2 separate regions of the Homo sapiens genome follow, and region 2 is linked to region 1. Evidence: chromatin loops called from intact Hi-C (ENCODE). Cell type or tissue: Calu3. All regions are shown on one strand. Links, peaks and the distances in the headings refer to the core of each region. The heading gives the core; the rest is flanking DNA.

What was found. Peaks named below come from ENCODE experiments on the same cell type or tissue, not always from the same donor. Only the 100,000 strongest peaks of a DNase experiment are listed, where the experiment ranks them.
Region 2: it touches region 1 in a loop (2.4-fold over the local background); 1 of 110 quality-filtered maps calls a loop at or near these places.

Annotation. Positions count from the first base shown.
Region 1 is chr3:89,096,413-89,101,811 of GRCh38, reverse strand. No RefSeq gene overlaps it. Among named protein-coding and RNA genes, the nearest start is that of EPHA3, 8.5 kb to the left of the region's middle. In Calu3, for the core only: a CTCF peak has its summit at 2,662 (motif pointing right); a DNase peak (open chromatin) is centred at 2,631.
Region 2 is chr3:89,029,752-89,035,150 of GRCh38, reverse strand. No RefSeq gene overlaps it. Among named protein-coding and RNA genes, the nearest start is that of EPHA3, 75 kb to the left of the region's middle. In Calu3, for the core only: no CTCF peak of the experiment used is centred there; a DNase peak (open chromatin) is centred at 2,670.

The sequences.
Region 1 (5,399 bases), core at 148-5,147:
TAATTTACTGTATTTTAACTGATATCCACTGAATTAATATGTTGTAAACATGCAAGTTTATGCAATCAATATAAAAATTAGCATGCCCGAATTAATTGAAAAATGCTGATTATAAATTAGAAAGATTTAATCCAATTGTTATAAAGCTGTCCAAAAAAGCAAAAAAAGACTTATAAATGTGATTTGCTGGTTAGGATAAACCAATGCTATTTAAAACATACTCTTACATTCAATTTTATAATTACTTCTGAAACATTTTTCCATTTTTAAAACAAATTTTACTACTATCACTACTTCCTACTCTTCTGTTTCTCTTGCCAAAAGACAGTCAAAACAAGCCAAGAGTTCATCTTAACATCTAAGGAAAACATCCCAAGGCTCTGAGCAAACTCTGAGCAAGAGCATATGGGGCTTGAGATGGTGGAGGAGTGAAGGGAATGTTTTGGATGAGACAGGACTTATATAGTAGTCCTTTTAAAACCCATTTTTGAGAAATAATTATGAATATACATACATATGTATATTCATCATACACATACATATGGAATATTGTACCCATCAACAAGAAAGACCATACACTATCCAATAGTATTTTCTTAGAGCAGGGCATGTTAAAATGCAGAATTTTATTTAGGAAATCTTGAGCGGGACCTGAGATTCTGCATTTCCAACAAGCTCCGAGGTGATGATGTCTGCTGCAAGTGATGACACTTTGCAGCAAAGTTCTAAAATACATTGGTTGATTTGGAAAATTAGTGTAAATATGTATAATATATTCAAATAGAGACATTACAATATTAAAAAGTCAGATATGGTAAAAAAAAAAAAAAGTGGGAATACATGGCTCAGTCTATTCAAACTCATCTCCCAGTAAACTTCAAAACTAACCTACTGCTCCAGTCAACTATTTAGATAACACTACATTACTCTAAATCTCTTTCTTCTTTAAGGATGTCATAACAGATGCTATCTTTATGGCTTTATGTAGTCAAGACTACACCATCTTTTCTGTAGACTCTTATTTCACCTTTATCTAAATCACTCTTAGAAGCATTTCATCATTTACTGATCTGCATTGTCAGTTAACTGTTTCAAGTGTATGGATTTCCTTCCCAATATTTTAAGTTCTTTAACAACAAAATAAATGACCTAACATAATCCAGAAAAGTGAAAACATTATTCAGCACAAGAATGTAAAATAACCTATTTCATTTTGTTTCAGATATGTTAAATGGGTGATAATATAGTGGGATGATAATTTCTTGAGATATATATTAAAAGACCAAATTTCAACTATCCAAGAAGATATATACAGCTTAACAAACATGAGAATACCATTGTTAAACCCATGATTTAATACAAAATGAATTTGTGTTTGCAAATATTAAGAAATTTATCTAAAGATGAAAAACTAATGTCCTTTTATTTATCAATTAATTTTAAATATCAAATGACATTTTCATTCCTTAATGTATTGTTATGTGGTTCAGTAAAACAAGCAATGGCAATATGGCCTATTGATTGAAGGGAATTTTTAAAAGGATGTCATAACAGATGCTATGTTTATGGCTCAGATCAAAGTAAGAGGACATCCAAAATAGTTTTCTACATAAAGCAAAAGGTGATAAAGGATTATTACATGCTCTGTGGAAGAATTTTGAGAACACGTGACTTCAATTTTGTTTCTGAACTATCTCACAAGCTTGAACATAAAATAGAATGACTCAATACAGAAAAATTAACAGATTATGTACTTGTCTAACCATAGTCATCAATTCAGTTGGGAACTGGAAAAATAATCCTTATTAAGTCATCGAGGCCTTATATTCAACAGCGTCAAACATTTGTGATTTTTCACGGATGCTCTGGTTTCCGCAAGTGTCCAAATAACCTCACCTGCTTTTCCAATTTGTCTCCTAGACTATGCTGTGGGTCAGTGATCCCTATTATGTCACATCAATACAGTGGTTAAATAATGATAAATAATTTAAAGTGTGGCAGGTAGTCCACATCTTAATGTCAATCATCTTTATCCATGCAATATTTCCCAAGTTAAATGGAAGCTATTTCCGTTTCTAACTCTGGGTTTTTACTATCCAAATATGGTTTATTTACACACAAAATTACAGGTTTTACAAAGATGATTGAAACTCAGAATTAACTCAGTTTGAAAAATAAATCAAAGTAAGGGAGATTGCACCTAAAATACTTAAAAATAATTACAAATACAGTGATACAGTTTTCTAGAAAAATGAGTATGCCCTCATTCAATTTTTAATCATGGCAATGAAGGGATTCAAAATTTTCGTTTTATATTCTTATTTAAGATGCATTTATTTTGCAATTCCTATGATTTAATTAAGCATCTCAAATATTCAGTAATTTTTTTTGAAACATATGTACAAGTAAAGCCTCAACTGAAAACTTGGATGTTTTTCAATTCACCTTAGAGTAAAAAAGGTGGAATACATTTACAAGTCCACATGCAGGAAGTCTGTCTGTTGGGTGGTATCATCACATCTAAACAAATGAAGGAATAGAGTCACATACCAGTCCTCACTTCCCTCGATTTCATGAAAGATTTTTTTATTGTCAAGTCGCCGGCATAGGGCACTGCTATAAGCCGTGCTCTCCACTAGAGGGCTCTAAAGAGGCAGCAGCCTCTGCGGCTGAAGATTAGGGTATTTAGATCTGTTTATTGAGGCGGTTCATTGACATAGAGGCCTTCACAGGAATAAGCACAATTTTATTTTTAGGTTCAGTTTAATTAATTTCCTGATTAGTAGTAATTAAGAAGGGTATGAATGCATGTGTACATCTGTGAGTTTTAACTAATTACATCACCTCGTATTTACCTTATCTGGACTGTATGATTAGTTCATTATAGCCCTGAGGAATCAAGAAAAGGTGTCACATTGTCACATTTGATTTCCTGTTCAGATAAATCTACCCATTTCCACACTAAAGAGTGTTTAGATAAGTGGCACATTTTCTTTATTTTTAAATCTTTCTTCTTTATATGCAGTGTTTCCTCATTTAATTTCCCCATGAAAATGTTCATGAGAATGGCAGGAGTGTAAGATTTAACGTATATTCCAGATATTTCCTAAAAAAAAAAAAAAAAGTGTCTCTGTAAAATTTGCAGTAAAAGGTAAGGAAATATGATAAAATTGACATTTAAAAAACAGGATCACTACAATGAATAGTTGTCTTAAGAAGTCCCTTTAGTGTCTGGGGCAGAGGGAAGACAGGGGCTCGCCTTCACAAAGGTATTGTGGAAAGCAACAACTATAGAAAAAACTGAATTATTTTTAGCACTTTTATTTAAAGGTATAAGCTTCAAGGAAGATCAAGAGAAAAATGGATAGACCAAATGTCCTAAACCTTTTTGGGCAGCAGCATACCTGACATTCCTGTGGAATGTGTCTTGCTCCCTTCAGTAAAAGTGATGTACCCTAGTGTGATTTTCAGAAGAGACATGATGCACTGTTTGAATAGTGCATAAAAAATCTTTGTAATATGAGAACACTTGGACACAGGAAGGGGAACATCACACACCGGGGCCTGTTGTAGGGTGGGGGAGGGGGGAGGGATAGCATTAGGAGATATACCTAATGTAAATGACGAGTTAATGGGTGCAGCACACCAACATGTCACATGTATATATATGTAACAAACCTGCACGTTGTGCACATGTACCCTAGAACTTTAATAATAATAATAAATATATATATATATATATATATATAAAATCTTTGTAAGGATGATCTTCTTTGGAGAAGAACATGCCTAATGTAGAAAAAATAAATCTATATTCTGTATCTACTATAAAAACTTGCAGTCATCTATTTTTAATGTTCATCAGAAGCATAACTTCTACAGTATCTAACAATGTTATTGTTTAACAATATTGTAAGTCAGCATTATATGTCATGGGTTGCTGGTTATCCTTCATTTATGGAGTAATATGCCAAACATAAGAAAAACAATGTTGTATTATGATGAGAGCAGTGAAGTGCAGAATACTATTTTGTTAGAAATATAAGGATAACTCATGAATGCTAAGTAGCCTTACAGACCACCTGTGACCAAATTCTGATCCTGCCAAAGAATGTCTTCATCCAAACACTCTGGAATTAAGTGCCAGGGGAGCAGTGATTGTGGTCTGCTTTGCTCACTGTTGTATTCCCAGCATCTAGAACTGTGTCTGGCACATAGTAGGTCTATAATCAATATTGGGTGAATGAGTGAAAATGTAATTATTATTTATGATAATAAAGTTTTATTTTTTATAGTTATGTTTTGTCTTCTTTTGGTTTAATTTTACACCAGATTTCAACACCCTACCTATTCACTTACTTCTTTAATTTTCCCTTTCAAACAGTTTAACATAGCCCAGAAAATTTAGCAAAATAAGTTAATCACATAGTAATGTGTTAATAATAATTATTCAATTATATTTCAATAAATTAATACATTTCTTGCATTTTGATGAAAGATTAAAGCAGAAATCATATACTCTCCTTTAAAACATAGACAACTGGTTGACCAAACAATGTTAAGGGACTGTTTACATAAACTATTGACCCTAGAGAGAAATAGTCAAAAATTATCCTCAGGGTAATCAATAAATAAATGACAAAATATTTCTGTTTGTTGTTTTAATTTATTTAACAAACTTTATGTTAACTTATTTATCATTCATAATAAATTGATTTTATATAAAGAAATTTAAAGAGTGAAGAAAGCGAAACAAAATTACAATTGAACAAAATAATGTAAATTATTTTCAATGTGTAAGATTATTACATCTCTTTAGTTTTAGTTTTTGAAATTTAAAATCCTTAAAAAGCAATATTTTATTTTGTGGATTTTTTTTCCCAGAACAAGAAGGAGGACATTCTTATACTACTAAGCTTCCAGCAAATCAAATCACACAGACAGAGAGCCTAGGCCACATGCTTGCATAAATAATAAAGGAGTTAATGGTTTTATATGAACATTTTAAATGGCTCCAGAAATAATCATTATATGCAGACAAATTTCAATTTTTTGACTTCCTTCACAAAAGCTATTTAATGGGGAAGGAGTGAATAAAGGGACTACAGAGGTTTTTGAGGGCAGAGAAAATACTGCATGATATTATAATGATAGCTGTGTATCACTATAAATGTGTCCAAACCCATAGAATATACCCTATTGTAAACTATGGACTTTGGGTGAAGTGATGTGTGGATGTAGGTTCATCAGTTGTAACAAGTGTACCACTCTGTTGGGAGGTGCTGATAATGCAGGAGGCTATGCGTGTGTGAGGGCAGGAGGTATATGGGAAATCTCTGTATTTTCCTCTTAATTTTGTTGTACACCTCAAACTGCTCTGAAAAATAAAGTCTTTACTA
Region 2 (5,399 bases), core at 149-5,148, 67 kb after region 1:
CTATTCCCTTCAAAGCTGTCAGACAGGGACATTTAAGTCTGCAGAGGTTTCTGCTGCCTTTTGTTTGGCTATGCCCTGCCCCCAGAGGTGGAGTCTACAGAGGCAGGCAGGCCTCCTTGAGCTGTGGTGGGCTCCCCCCAGTTCCAACTTCCAGGCCGCTTTGTTTACCTACTCAAGCCTCAGCAATGGCAGGCGCCCATCCCCCAGCCTCACTGCTGCCTTGCAGTTCGATCTCAGACTGCTGTGCTAGCAATGAGCCAGGTTCTGTGGGCGTGGGACCCTCTGTGCCAGGCGGGATATAATCTCCTGGTGTGCCATTTGCTAAGACCATTGGAAAAGCACAATATTAGGGTGGGAGTGAATCGATTTTCCAGGTGCCCTCTGTCACAGCTTTGCTTGGCTATGAAAGGGAATTCCCTGACCCCTTGTGCTTCCCAAGTGAGGCAATGCCTCGCCCTGCTTCGGCTCACGCTCGTTGCGCTGCACCCACTGTCCTGCACCCACTGTCCAACAAGCCCCAGTGAGACGAACCCGGTACCTCAGTTGGAAATGCAGAAATCACCCGTCTTCTGTGTCGCTTACACTGGGAGCTGTAGACTGGAGCTGTTCCTATTCGGCCATCTTGGAACCGCCCCTTGGAATAAAGCTTTTTCAATGGAGCTGGGAAGAATGGATGAGTAGTAATGCTCATAGCTTTTACTTCTTAGGAAGAAGTCAAAATGTTAGACAGGGAGCTGGGAGAAGAGTGAGTTCTATCTTCTTGGCTACACCTGCCTTCAGTAGAACTTTTGTCACACTGAGCTGGGGGAGGAGGGTGAGTAGGTTATAGGTGAAATGGCACAGATTCCAATTGCATAGACTCTATTGAGTAAATGTTTCTCCATTTGCTGTATGCCCTTAGGACAATTTCCAGAGACTTAAAGAGGTTTTATTTTTAATTTTTTGTTTTTGTAATTTTCATGAGCTATAGTTGCTTTGTGGAAAGTTATGGTTGTTTTGTTTTAGAAGACGGTCCAAAGCAATCCTCACATTACCATTCCACAAGTATTTCATGCCCTTTGTGCATTTTTCCAGTCTGGCAAGTTTGTCTTATGGTATTTATGTATTTTCCAGTTCCTTTACTTGCACATGTATTTTTGGAGGACAGATTCTATGCATCTGAGTTTTGTACACTCTTCTCAGTTGTTGTTTGCTAAACAATACACCATACTTTTCACATATAATAGTCTGGCTAAACCTCATCCATTCAAAATATTATATTTTCCCCTAATGGTCATCTTTATTTCCTTTTAGGCTACTTCTACTTTTCACATTTCTTTATTGTCTACTTTGACATATCTCATAATTCATAAAGCTCCGTGAACCAAAGCAATGATTCTTGGATGTACCCTAATCTCCTCAATTAATTTTGTTATATTCTTTTTATTCTCTACAAGTTGTTTAATTATTTTAGAAGTATGGGACCAAAGTTCCCAAATTACAGATCTAAATTATGGCATTGTTTATGAACAGGAATAGATTTACCACATGTTTTCAGCAATATTCCCAATGATAAATATAACTATATGTTATTGAGCACTTTCTATGAGTCAAGACTTCTAATTTTTTCACATGTATTTTTTAAATTTAATTCACACTAGTCTCTGCTAGTAAAATATTGAAAGCATAGTTTTATACATAAGGACAATAAGAAAGAGAAGTTAAGTAACTTGCCCAATATGACACAGTGACACAGCTGAATTATATATTTTAACAGGAAATAGAAAATATTTTCTCTTATCACAAATCCCATGAGATCATGCTCCACATTTAGTTGACACTTACAGTGTCAGCAACATATTAGGATATTTTTAGGGACCAGATAATAACAAATCTAGATACAGTATTAATATAGACAACTCAAGCAAATATTCTGATCAGGTGATTTAGCTTATGTATATAATTTTTCATATCCTCAAAATAATAAATTTATAGGAATGTTCTTAGAAAAAAATGAAATTTGGAGACAATAAGTTTTTATTTTCATGCGATTTTGGATTGAATATGTCTAACCGTAAAATAATGTTACTTTTTACAGTCTTTCCCCCCAAAATCTGCTATGTTTATGTGTTCAATTTATAATCTCCTTTTCCGTTATGTACACTGGGAACATGCTACATGGCTTACAGTAAGGAATCATTGTGATCTGAAAAGCCAAACCCAACATCATATTTCTTAGCTCTAATATCATTAGACAGTCATATTTTATAGCTGTGACAGCAAGGCTATGACAGATGACACTTTGAGAGTGTTGGGGGAGAAAGCTCATATAGCACTTAATCAAATGGTTGCAATGTCTGAAAGGATTAAAGTCAAGCAGACTATGACTCATAAAATTATGTTTCCTATTATTATCTTAAAACTGACAATGAAATACTGTCTTAAATGTGTATGTATGTGCGTGTATTTCCTATTCTTTCTGAAAAAAAATTTCCATAGCACAAAGTTAACATGATTTTTTTCCCAGCAAGTTTGTATATTGATTTTTTTGAAAGTATGCATGTATGTATGTACTTTCTATGCTTCCTGAATACTTGAAATAGTGTCTGTGGTAAACTGTGTATCAACACTACTTCCTAGCTAATGAGTATTAGACTATTGCATAACTGCAAACATCACACACACACACACACACACACACACACACACAGACAGAGTCTCTTTTACTCTCCCTCTAAAGAAAGAATAAACAAAAGAAAAAGAAGAAAGAAAGCAGGAAAGAAGAAAGAAAGAAAAAGAAAGAAAGAAAGAGAGAGAGAAAGAAAGAAAGAAAAAGAAAGAAAGAAAGAAAGAAAAAGAAAGAAAGAAAGAAAGGAAAGAGAGAGAAAGAAGAAAGAAAGAAAGAGAAAGAAAAAAGAAAAAGGGAGAGGAAGGAAGGAAGGATTACTTTTAAGGTTCAGAGATATTTGTTAATACATTTTTCAGTGTTTTCATTAGCAAAGTATATGAACAATTCCAATCCTAATTTATTGCCTAAGGTTAGAATAGAACTTGCCCTTTGTTGCCATGGTAAAAAAAAAAAAAAAGAAAAAGAAAGAAAGAATTTCCACTTACTACAGCTTACAAAAGCAAATATAAAAATTGGAAAATCTTCTAGCAAAGAAATTTAAAGTGTGTTGCCCTCCAAAATAAAATTTCCGTGTTCCTGAATGGCTACTTATAGATGCTTTCTCTCAAATGTTTTCTAAGAAAATTTATTGTCAAATTTTCCTTTTTATAATAATTCTAGATTTTCAAATAGAAAATTATAGCTAATGTTGTGTATGATGTTTCCAAAGTCTTCCTTTCATTATTGCATTACTCTTTATAATCATCATAGTCTGTTATAATGAAGAGCTACTTTGGATGTACAATAATGGCACTTTTGACAAATTTAACCACAAAGCAATGTTATCTATTAGAAACAAGTTACTGAAATAAAAAAAAAAATTAACAGTTAAAACAGATGTGACAAACCTTGCATAATGATTCATAAAATAAATGAGACATATTGAGTGCACAAGGCATGTTATGATTTCTTATACTTACAATAGGATAAAATAAGCTCCAGGTTAGTGCATTCATGAAGGTTGTCTAATTTTCAGAAACTGTTTTCTGACATTTAGCAAGAAATGCCTGTAATCTGTATAAGCATAACTAAAATTAAAATCTACTCTCTTTGCTTCCGCTACTATATAAATTCCACTATTTTGTACAGTTGAACTCCCCCTCTACACTATCTCTGGGGCCTAACGTAAGAAGAAGCCACGAACTCATTGAGTTGGTCTAAAACTATGTTTAAAACTCAAATGCTTATAGGTCTCAAATGAATGTAAATGAGTGTCAAACTAAAGCCTCTATGCACCTCCGCATTATTTCTGGTTTTCAAAAAGAGAATAACATCTAGATTGTTATATGAAAATTTCCGATTTTTAGTATTGGTTCAGAAAGTTTTAATGAAAAAATTTCAAACTCTATAATCAGAAATCACACACAAACTTATCACTGAAACATACACACATGCACACACACACACACACACGCATGCACCCCACCTATGTCCAACTGAGGCCTTCTGACAAATCTATGATGCTTTAGAAACTGATTTAACACTGAAACATTTCCATCTATATACCTAAAATTTAATTTTCAAGAGTAAACATATGAATTTTGACATCTGTATTTCATAATACCCCCATTGATTATATTTTCTTTGTACTTGATACATTCTTATTCAATTCAAATAATGACAATAGTAATGTTTGGTTGAAGAGATAGTGGACACAGTTACTTTTGCTAAAGTGAGGGAATCATAGGGAATACGGTTGTAGTTTTTAAAAATAGTGAACATTATCAAAATATTCATATTTTGTTTAATGAAACATGACCTTTTCCAAAACACACGTATATTTTTGAAATGCACATGAAACTTTGGCTTTAAGGATCACAGAAAATGATTAATTTATCTTGGTCATGATTTTAGCTGTCACAAACTCTCAAATGTTTTATTATACTCTTACTGAAACACGCACATTGCTCAACCGGTGGAAGCATCCTATGTACTAGACAGAATATATCCCAGCATGTAGCTTGCAAATGACATTTTATAAGCAGCATATGTCTAGATAAAATTGTCATATAAAGTTCTTATATTTCCTAAGCCTGTGGAAACAAGTCATCAAAGTTTATGTTGTCTTGAGAAAAAAATTTGTCAAAGCATTATTTTAAATCTCTGCAATTAAAAAAATATTAAAATGTAACATCTAAAGAGAATACTTAGGTCATAGCTAGTTAAGGCAGATTCACCGCTATTTCATTGATTTGAGAATAAGTTTTCTTATTCTCAATCTTAAAAGATTTCTTTTAATAGAAATCTTAAAATATTTCTATTAATATGATGTGATATTTTCCTGGGTAATAGACCTCTAATGTGCAATTGAAACTTCATTTAAAAACTGTGATTTTAATAAAAAACATACAATGAGTATCTGTCAAATTTAAATATCTTTAATAATTGTGTTATGTAACATATATGAAGGGGTTTGAAGATCTTCAGAATTTCATGGAAGTTTAGGCCCGGCTCAGTGGCTCACGCCTTTAATCACAGCACTTTGGAAGGCCAATGTGGGTGGATCACCTGAGGTCAGAAGTTCGAGATGAGCCTGGGCAACATGGTGAAACCCCATCTCTACTAAAAATACAAAAATTAGTCGGGTGTGGTGGTGTGTGCCTGCGATCCCAGCTACTCTGGAGGCTGAGGCAGGAGTATCACTTGAACCCAGGAGGCGGAAGTTGCAGTGAGCCGAGATCATGCCCCTGCACTCCAGCCTGGTTGACAGAGTGAGACTTTGTCTCTAAATAAATAAATTAATTAATAAAAT